Regions from separate parts of the Homo sapiens genome. Here region 2 is linked to region 1. Evidence: read pairs that join two places in POLR2A ChIA-PET (ENCODE). Cell type or tissue: Panc1. All regions are shown on one strand. Each heading gives the region's core, and the rest is flanking DNA. Links, peaks and the distances in the headings are about the cores only.

Region 1 (5,390 bases), core at 323-5,322:
CCTCTCTCTGCACAAGCAGCCTTTCTCTACTTCATCTGCACATGGCCCAGCCTCGGCTGCCCCAAAATGCCACCCACAGGCCCAAAGTCCACATCTCATCCCTGTAGGCACCAACTGATTCAGCCTCTCAGATTCCAGTTTACCAAGAGAGAACTTTGATTACCCAGCCCAGTGTGAGCCTGGCCCCTCCAGGATCAACATCTGCCCGCAGAGTATAAACATGACCGCGGGGGCAGTTCTCGGGGAAGGGGCATGTGCTAGATAGGGGACCCTACAAGCTGTCTACAATGCTACACAGCACTTACGGTACTTGTCTATGTGTTTAGATTCTCGAATATTTTTGCAATCATAAATTACTTCACTGAGAGATTTTTCTCATTTTTGGTTTTAAGTGAAGTATGATCTTTGAAACTATGGTGTAAAGTGAGTTGTTGGGATTTATCTGAGGATTACAGTCCTCTGAATTATCTTAGTATCTCATGGCCAAATATCATCTAAAATTAGCCATATTCAAAGAATGTGTTCACTGAATAACCGTCCACGTGCTTTGTCATTTGCAATCACTCTTGAGTGTCCTAAAAATAGAATTACTTTACAGATGTATTTAGTTCATCGGAAAAGTATTGGTTACTCATTTTCTTATAATTCTAAATAGTCAAAGATAACTAACTCCCTTTTTTCTTTTCTCACTTACATATATTCAGCCATAAAGTCAGAAGATGTGCCCATTTCAGGGTACACATTTTCAGATATATTTGCTCAAGTCAAGGAAAAATCCCCTAATCACTGTGTTATAATTCACCAAATTAGAAATGATTAAAGTTGTCAGTTTGGAAATGAGAGAACCTTATTTTTAGTCAGGTAGAAGTAGATCTACAACTTCTTAAGATTAGCCAAGCTAGGCTGAGCATGGTGGCTCATGCCATATAATCCCAGCACTTTGGGAGGCCGAGGTGGGCAGATCACCTGAGGTCAGGAGTTCAAGACCACCCTGGCCAACATGATGACTCTCTGTCTCTACTAAAAAATAGAATTAGCCAAGTGTGGTGGTGGGTGCCTGTAATCCCAGCTACTCAGAAGGCTGAGGCAAGAGAATCGCTTGAACTTGAGAGGCAGAGGTTGCAGTGAGCCAAGATTACACCACTGCCCACTGCACTCCAGCATGGGTGACAGAGCGAGACTCCATCTCAAAAAAAAAAAAAAAAAAAAAAGATTAGCCAAGCTAGATTTCAGATCAAGGTGGTGCCTATTTAAATGCTAAAGAACACGATCTAAACCAAAAAGTTCTTATTTTGGTATTATTTTTCTAAGAAAGATATTTCAAAACTACTAGATATACATAGTTATGGGAAAAAACAAAAGGAGAAATATTATGTATATGTATACTGAATTATTTATAGGTGAAATATTATGACGTCTGAAATTTGCTTCAAAATAATCTAGGGTGGAGGTTCATGAAACAGGGTTGGCCATGTGTTAATAGCTGTTGAGGCTGGACAGTGGGCATACAGGGGTTCTTTATACTCTTCTTCTATACATGTTTGAAACTTTCCATAATATTTAAAAAATGGCAAAAATACTGGAACATAAATACCTTGAGTCATTTACATTTTAAGCCTTACAAGATTGTTGCCATTGTAGGAGGAGAATTAGGAAATCTAACCTTTTTCAACGTCAAATCCAAGATTATAATTGTACATCAGACTGAAAGACTATTTTTGCCCAACATTTTCCTTGGGGAAAGTCCTGGATTTCTTTTCAAATGTTCAAGTAAGACCAGAGGGTGGGGAAGGAATGAGCATTTATAGTTTGTGTGTTCTGTTTCTAAACTTTAAAGGCAAATTTAGAACTCAGTCCTAAGTAAATGTGAATGCTCACAGTAAGTGTTTTATTTCTAATTGCCATAATCTTCCAATGACATAATTCTTGCCAACACAGTTTGCTGAGAGGCAACTGGGAAAAACAGGGGGAAAACTGATTTTTCTCAGGCTTTGGAAAACTATATTTTCAGTGCAGCATATCAATAAAACATATCAAGCTTTATTCTTCTGTTATTTGAAGGATGTTGAAGATCAAATATTATGAAGTCCATATTCTAAAAATCACAGCTTTGGGGTTTGTACCACATCATGTAATTGGCTGTACATGCCCTTCTGAATAATTCAAAATGTATTTACTCAATTTGTGAGACTTTGATTAAAATGAATCAAAATAGCACCCATGCTTCTCATTTTATAATAAAGAGATAAAGTCAGATTTTAATTATCTCTCTACTTCGTTCTGTCGTAACAGGAAAATTATTGCAAGTGAATTCAGGTGCCAGAGAACAACTTTTTTTTGAAGCTCCAAGAGGCAAACGGCATATAATAAGACCTTCAGAGGTAATAATCATACACAAAGATTTTTAAAGATATTTTGTGAAGATTTAATATGTGCATTTTAATAAAACCTATCACGTTAACCACTAATATGGGTTATATTTACTATACCTTTAAGTTTGATCGTGTCTTCAATCTGATTGCTTAATCTGGTTTCCAGGTTCCCAGAACATATGGATTTATCACACCACTGGTGTAGCAATGTACAGTTGGTGCTCTGCTTAATTTTTCTCTGCCTGAAGACAATGAATAAGCTAGCAATTTGGATGTTATATATTCCTTTTTCCATTTGACATGTCATTTTGTGCAAAGCTTTTTATGAACATATATTTTGAAACATGTTTTCTCAATGGTTATTTGTAATTATGAACATTATTATCTATAACAACAGAATTTTTTTTTTTTTTTGAGGTGGAGTCTTGCTCTTTTGCCCAGGCTGGAGTGCAGGGGCACCATCTTGGCTCACTGCAACCTCCCCCTCCCAGGTTAATGTGATTCTCCCACCACAGCCTCCCTAATAGCTGGGATCATAGGCATCTGCCACCACACCCAGCTAATTTTTTTATTTTATTTTTTTAGTAGAGATGGGGTTTCCCCATGTTGGCCAGGCTGGTCTCGAACTCCTAACCTCAGGTGATCCGCCCACGTCAGCCTCCCAAAGTGCTGGGATTACAGACGTGAGCCACCGTGTCCAGCCTGGAAATTATTTTTTGAGACAAAAACAATCTGCAATCTGACCATTGTATTGTATCAAACTGTTTTCTTTTTTCCATGTTTCCTCATGTCCTTAGCTACATACACGATTTTTTAGTTGCTGAAATCAAAGCCTAGATAAAATTTTTGAATCCCTAAACTAACACCTCTTGAAAGCTAGATGGCTTTTGTAGATGCGTACCTCTTTCAGGGTGTACACATAATGAGCCCTGGTCTAACTGTTGATGAGGATGAGGAAATATTGCTTCCTTAGAGGAAAAGGAGGTAAGGGTATGCCACTGAGTGGCAGGCATCTGCCTCTCCCTCGCTTCAGTTTGCCAGTATCTTAAACTGTCCCAGTATTGTAAGGTTCTCCCTAAGACATTTGGACACGTGTACATTTGCATTGTCATTGTTTGTAAAGGAAGTATATGTGTAGTACTTAAAAAATATACATCGTTATAGATCATGGCATTGTATTAATGGAAACTGTTCACTGAGAAATTTGATCTCACTCCCCTCCCCAATTCCAATTTATTTGTCTCTGATCCGTCCTCTTTTTAACTTTTTTATATGGAGAAACTTATGGCCTTGAGTAAGAGGTATTTTTAATTACGTCCTTCATTCACTGGTAATTTGTTGACTGCCAGATACTTTATACACCTTTATTTTTAATTTTAATTTCAGCTTTGATTTTAGATTCGGGGATACATGCATAGGTTTGTTTCATGGGTCTGTTGTATGACACTGAGGACTGGCATACAAATTATTGCATCACCCAGGTAGAGAGCACAGTACCTAGTAGATAGTGTTTCAGCCTTTGCCACCTCCTCTCTCTGCCCCCCAGGAATCCCCAGTATCTGTTGTTCCCACCTTCCTGTCTGTGTGTACCCAATGCTTTATTCCCACTCGTGAGAACATGTGGTATTTGGTATTCTGTTCCTGCGTTAATTCTCTTAATATAATGGCTTCTAGCTACATCCATGTTGCTGCAAAGAACATTATTTCATTATTTTTTATGGCTGCATAGTATTCTATGGTATATATGTACCACATTTCCTTTATCCAGTTGGTCACTGATGGGCATCTTGGTTGATTCCATAGCTTTGCTATTGTGAATAGTGCTGCAATGAATATATGAGTACATGTGTCTTTTTGGTAGAACAATTCCTTTTCTTTGGGGTATGTACCCAGTAATGGTATTGCTGAGTAGAATGGTAATTCTTTTTTAAGTTCTTTGAGAAATCTCCAAACTGCTTTCCACAGAGGCTAAACTAATTTACATTCCCACCAACAGTGAATAAGCATTCCCTTTACTCTTCAGCCTTGCCAGATTCTGTTTTTTTTTTTTTTTTTTTTACTTTTAATAATAGCCATTCTGAAGGGTGTGAGACAGCATCTTGTGGTTTTGATTAGCATTTCTCCAATGATTGGTGATAAACATTTTTTCATATTTGTTGGCTGCTTGTATGTCTTCTTTTGAGACGTGTCTTTTCATATCTTTTGCCCACTTTTTTTTTTTTTAAGACCCTTTTCTAAGGGTCTTGCTGTATCACCCAGGCTGGAGTGTAGCGGTACCATCACGGCTCACTGTAACCTTGACTTGCCGGGCTTAGGTGATCTTCCTGCCTCAGTCTCCCGAGTAGCTGGGACTGTAGATGCACACCACCATGCCCAGCTAATTCTTGTATAATAGTTTTAGTAGAGCCAGGGTTTTGCCATGTTGCTCAGGCTGGTCTCCAACTCCTGTTGCCCTCTTTTTAATGGGGTTGTTTTTTGCCTGTTGACTTAAGTTCCTTTTAGATTCTGGATATTAGACCCTTTTCAGGTGCATAGTTTGCAAATACTTTCTCCCATTCTGTAGGTTGTCTGTTTTCTCTGTCGATATTTTCTTTTGCTATGTGGAAGCCCTTTAGTTAATTAAACTCATCAAGTCTCACTTGTCAATTTTTGTTTTTGTTACAATTGCTTTTGAGGACTTAGTCATAAATTCTTTCCCAAGGCCAATGTCCAGAATGGTATTTCCTAGGTTTTCTTCTAGGATTCTTATAGTTTGAGGTCTTACATTTAAATCTCTAATCCATCTTGAGTTAATTTTTGTGTATGGTGAAATGTAGGGGTCCAGTTTCGTTCTTCTGCATACGGCTAGCCAGTTATCCCAGCACCATATATTTAACAGAGAGTCCTTTCCCCATTGCTTATTTTTGTTGACTGTGTCGAAGATCAGCTGGCTACAGGTGTGCAGCTTTATTTCTGGGTTCTCTATTCCATTGGCCTATATGTCTTTTTATACCAGTACCAGTCTGTTTTGGTTGCTGT
Region 2 (5,390 bases), core at 265-5,264, 200 kb before region 1:
AAAAACAGCAATTACTTTTTTGCCATTACTTTTAAAATGGCAAAAACAGCAATTACTTTTGCAACAACCTAATAAAAGAAGAAATAGATTAACATAAATGTGGCATTTTGAATAAAATTGCTTATGCAATTTTTCATTAAGGCAAAAACTAACAATTCTGAGTGGCAATTAGAGTGACTCATCAATCAAATTATTTGATTGCATCAAAATGAAAAACTCAACAATTTGGCATTTTAAGCAATGAGTCCAAAGATATTCCAATTATATTGCTTAGTCCCCAGAGTATTTTTCCCCTTGTCTGGGATTGGCCAATACTGAAAACCATGCCTCTTCCTAAAATATAATGAAAGCTATGTTTTGAAGAGGCTTCTTAGGTCATCTAGACAGGGCCCTGTGATCCTGTGATGAGAGCTACCATTTATTGAATGTCTAGTGTGTGCCAGGCACTGTGCTAAGTCCTTTACATGCTTATTCTGCTCAGCATCATCCCCATTTTACAGATAAGGAAACAAAGATACAGAGACAGATGTTAGCTTGTCAAGTCACACGTCTGGTAAATAGTGGAGACAGGATTTGCACCAGGCAGACTGACTGTGGCTCCAGTTTCCCACTGGTTTTGGAGCTGTATTAAAACAAGCACCAGGATAAATAAATATGGGGGTAACTGTGCAACCAAAGAAAGGAACCTGAAGAATTGTTGACATGTGCAGCTCAAGATATAATCTGCTGTCCCAATTTTCCTTTTTCTACTCACTCTTTTTTTTCTATTGCTACTGTTGCAAAGCAAACAAGCTATCCAAATAGTCCACCTTTTAAACTAACTGTAGACTAAAAATATCATTTATTTATACTTTAAAAAATCTTGTAGATTTAGTAAAGGAAGATTTAGTAAAAATTCAATGAAGGAAGTATTTTCTGCTTAAACAGCTTGAGTTTACCTCTTGGTACACAAGATGTGGCCCTTTATTAAAGATATGGTCTTCTGTCGCCATCTTCAGGAAGAGATATAAATATCTCCTCTCTCGTGCTGTCAATTTTTAGTACATTCATGATTCAACCAAAGTTTGTTATATACAAAGAGATAAAAGCAGAATTAAAAAACATTTCTTAGTACATTTAGTGCACTAGTGGCCAGTATTTAAAGAGAATCTAAAAAGTAGACTGCAGTATAGAGAAAAAAGAGTATTGTATGTCAAAATGGGTTTTGACATTTTTAAGGAAAATTTGGGGTCTTCATCAAACTCTAACATTATTGAAATTTTTCTTAATAAAATATACCTGTAAGCTTTGTCTTGCTTTCCAAAGGTTTATGTCCAATGAGCAGAGGATAAAGTGCATCTTATTTCCTCCTAAGCTTATTTCTGCAGTCATGGAAGTTGCCCTTGCCTGGTGTTCTATAGAACATACTTAGATCTTGGCCCCAGAGAGCCTATCTTGTTCACTGATCTATCCCCAGCTACCAGCAAGATTTGTGACCCATCGTAGGCACCAGTAAACATTTGTCAAGTCAATGCTTTCCTTCTTGTGTTTTACAATGAATCATCCTTTACTGTATAACTTTGGAGATAACCTAGATTTAACCAAAAATGTTGGCCAGGCCCACCCAGCTTATCTTATCAGTAAGTGAAATGAGCTTTCTCTAAGGCAAGCCAGCCTCAGGATTAAAAAAAAAATACCCCCTGCTATTCACAGATCCTAAAATTCTGTTATGAAAAAGTCACCTTTTTGAGTGTTACCTTTTTACAATTTCCTACATAGGAAAATTAACTTTTTTTTTTTTTTTTTTGAGACAGAGTCTCACTCTGTTGTCAGGCTGGAGTGCAGTGGCACGATCTCAGCTCACTGCAACCTCCGCCCCCCAAGTTGAAGCGATTCTTCTGCCTCAGCCTCCTAAGTAGCTGGGATTACAGGCGCCTGCACTGCACCCGGCTAATTTTTTTTGTATTTTTAGTAGATACAAAGTTTCACCTTCTTGGCCAGGCTGGTCTTGAACTCCTGACCTCGTGATCCACCCGCCTCGGCCTCCCAAAGTGCTGGGATTGCAGGTGTGAGCCACCGCGCCCGGCCAGAAAATTAACGTCTTAAGTGCTGTTAACTCTAAGTTTGGCTGGACTCAGGGGAGCCTTAATTCCTGGGTTAAGGGATACCTTATCAGGAGTAGTACTACAGCAACTGTGGAAGGTGAGTGGTTAGGGTATGGGAAGAACATATTAGAATTTCTACATATGTCATCTTTAAAATGTCTTTGTTTTACATGACATTTAGGGTATATAACTCATTTTTTTTCTTTTTTTTTTTTTTTTTTGGGACGGAGTCCCGCTCTGTCGTTCAGCCTGGAGTGCAGTGGTGCGATCTCGGCTCACAGTGACCCCCGCATCCCAGGTTCAAGAGATTCTCCTGCCTCAACTTCCTGAGTAGCTGGGACCACAGTTGCACACCACCACACCTAGCTAATTTTTTTGTATTTTTAGTTGAGACAGGGTTTCACCGTGTTAGCCAGGATGGTCTCGATCTCTGGACCTTGTGATCCACCCACCTTGGCCTCCCAAAGTGCTGGGATTATAGGTGTGAGCCACCATGCCCAGCCATGGTATATAACTTATTAATACAGTAGTACATGTATATAATTTATTCTTATATATTTACACACACATCAGAGTGCTCACTAAAAATGTCTTATTAATAAGTTTGAAGATCACTGTTTAAAAAACGTGACTTTGGAGTCAGACCTACACTTGAAGTACAGCTCTTTCACCTATAGATGTGGGAAACTGGATAAATTCTTTAACCTCTTTAAATCTTTATTTTCTCTTTCATAAAATGGGAATAGTAATATTACTTTTGCAAGGTTGTGGTGAAAATTGAAGGAGTGGTCTGTAACGTATTCAGCCCTGGGCCTACAAAATATTAACAGTTCAGTAAATACAGCTGGCTTCATGGGGTTGTGTGTGATCTGTGTAGTCAGGGGCCTGAGTTCTGAGGTGGTTTGCATTTGGTTTAATGCTCTGCTATGGCTGCCTTGAAATTCTTAATAATTTTTGAACAAGGGTCCTGCATTTTCATTTTTTACTGGGCCATGTAAATTATGTAGCCAGTCCTAGTAAAGGGTAGCTTTTACTGCTGGCCTAGCTAAATTGCTGTTCAAGGTTTTTTAGTTCAGTTATCTAAAGGTTTGTACTCTTTGATCCACATCACTATTTAAGCTTCTTTAGGCTACACATGTTCCTTCTTTGAGGATGAGCATAATATTTTTTCTAATGTAATTTTTTGTTGGGATATAATTCACATGCCATAAACCTTACCATTTAAAAGGTAAAATTCAATTGTTTTGAGTTTATTCACAAGGTTAGCCAAGTCTCTTTATTTTATTGTAGTATTTTTAATTTTTTTGAGATGGAGTCTCGCTCTTGTTGCCCAGGCTGGAGTGCAGTGGTGCAATCTCGGCTCACTGAAACCTCTGCCTTCCAGGTTCAAGTGATTCTCCTACCTTAGCCTCCTGAGTAGCTGGGATTACAGGCGTACACCACCATGCCCAGCTAATTTTTGTATTTTTAGTAGAGACAGGGTTTCACCATGTTGGCCAGACTGTTCTCAAACTCCTGACCTCAGGTGATCCACCTGTCTTGGCCTCCCAAACTGTTGGGATTACAGGCATGAGCTGTCACACCCAGCCCTATTCTTTTTAAAGAGCCCTAGATTAGGAGTGAATTGCACTGATTCCACATTGTTTTCCCCACTCTTTGAAGCAGGATCTAATATATGATGTGTGACTGAATTATACTACTTCATGAAAATATATTGCCCATATCAAACTAATGCTATTAATGAACTGGCCATAACATTTTAGAGGTGGGAGAGATCCCAAAGATCATTTGGTCTTACTCCTTCATTTTATGGTTTAGTAAATTGAAACCTAAAGAGATTGACTGCTTTGTTCAAAGCTGCAAGGAAAGTGGTTAGAGCTGTGGTTAAACCCAGGTCTTGTTTTAATTTCATGTGTCCCTAGCTCTATAAATCTATGTCATTCTGTTTAGTGTTCACCTTTAGACAGCAGAACCAAAAACCTCACTAATATAGAAAATTAGGTATTTGCAGGTACCAGCAGCAGGGTTCAAAAGAGTAAATTTTTTAGTCTCCTTCCCTTTAGTAAAGTGGATATTTTCAGAAATACAGAATTTTGGGTGTCAAGCTATTTGGATAATCGTTTCTCTAGTTTTCCTCACTCTAGAACCCAACTATGTGATATTGAGGCCTTTATATTACCATTCATTGATGACATAATACTGTCCCTTCTGCGTGCAATTTTGGAAATTTATTCATCTATGCTGCATAATGGTAGCAATTTAATGAACTTGTAACATATTATTTAGCTCATTAAAGTCTTTGCATTTAAACAATGTTGATGCTTTTAAGGTTGTGAAGAAATCTTAGTTTAATGCAGAATTAGTTCTAATACATTCTAGAATTTTATCAGAAAACTTTCATGGCCAGGCAAACTAAAAACACAGTAACAGTAACTCAGGCAATCACACAGACTCATGCATAATTAAATCCTCCTTTTACATTTTTTGGGAGTCTTCTTTGAGAGGATATTTTAAATATTGATGTTGTGCAACTATAATTAATAATAAATATTTGGAGTGCTATTGATGACAGTGGTGGGCCTTCCGGAGCAGCCGCTGCCACCACGCTGGCTGCAGTGGGGAGGCGCAGGCGGTGGTGGCAGGAGCCGCTGCAGGAGCAGCAGTGGCGGTGGTGGGTGTGCCCCACGTCCCCTGTGCCCCGCGTTCCTGAGGCAGCCAACTGCACCACCCTCACCTTCACACAGCGGGGCAGGACCCACTCCCAGGTTTGGGACCTCCACTGGGGCCTCAACCTTGCTCCCGCCACGTCTTGGCAGCCCCCGAGCCCCCAGCTGAAGGCACAACCAGGACTCATGGGGCCGCCTGAGAGCGTCGGGTTTGTTTGTGCAGAGTTTGCAGGGGCTGCTGCGCCGCCTGCACCTTGCCTACCGCTGCTGCAGGCAAAATGCGGAGAGGAGGCTAGCAGACCCTGGAGCCCACCCCTGGGAGACCCCTCGGAGCCTGCCGTCCTGGGAGCCCCCATGGTGGGGCCAGGCCGATTCACCCACTGGCAGGGGAGCAGTACGGTGGGGCATGGAGGGACAGGCAGAGAGGAGCCTGGAGGAGGAGCTGGGCCCGTGGCAATGCTGTGTTCCATGGAGTCGGCAGGAGCCCCGCCTTCCCAGGGACAGCTGTAGCCGCCCAAGTCGTGGCTGTGGACCCAGGCCTCCCTGTGCTCTTGGGGGCCGGGAGCAGGCAGGAGCCCTGCCCTCCCAGGTGCAGCTACAGCCGCCTAGCCGCGGCTGCGGATCCAGGCATCTCCGCACT

The links. ChIA-PET counts read pairs that join two places held together with the same protein. Peaks named below come from ENCODE experiments on the same cell type or tissue, not always from the same donor. Only the 100,000 strongest peaks of a DNase experiment are listed, where the experiment ranks them.
Region 2: POLR2A ChIA-PET joins it to region 1 with 6 read pairs; 3 of 35 experiments call an interaction of 5 or more read pairs at or near these places.

What each region holds. Positions count from the first base shown.
Region 1 is chr2:54,908,662-54,914,051 of GRCh38, forward strand. It overlaps EML6 (EMAP like 6), which reads left to right. Exons shown (of 42, transcript NM_001039753.4): 25 at 2,293-2,381. Among named protein-coding and RNA genes, the nearest start is that of RTN4, 140 kb to the right of the region's middle. In Panc1, for the core only: no CTCF peak of the experiment used is centred there; no DNase peak of the experiment used is centred there; H3K27ac peaks cover 2,403 bases.
Region 2 is chr2:54,703,899-54,709,288 of GRCh38, forward strand. No RefSeq gene overlaps it. Among named protein-coding and RNA genes, the nearest start is that of EML6, 17 kb to the right of the region's middle. In Panc1, for the core only: CTCF peaks have their summits at 992 (motif pointing left) and 1,195; a DNase peak (open chromatin) is centred at 989; H3K4me3 peaks cover 623 bases.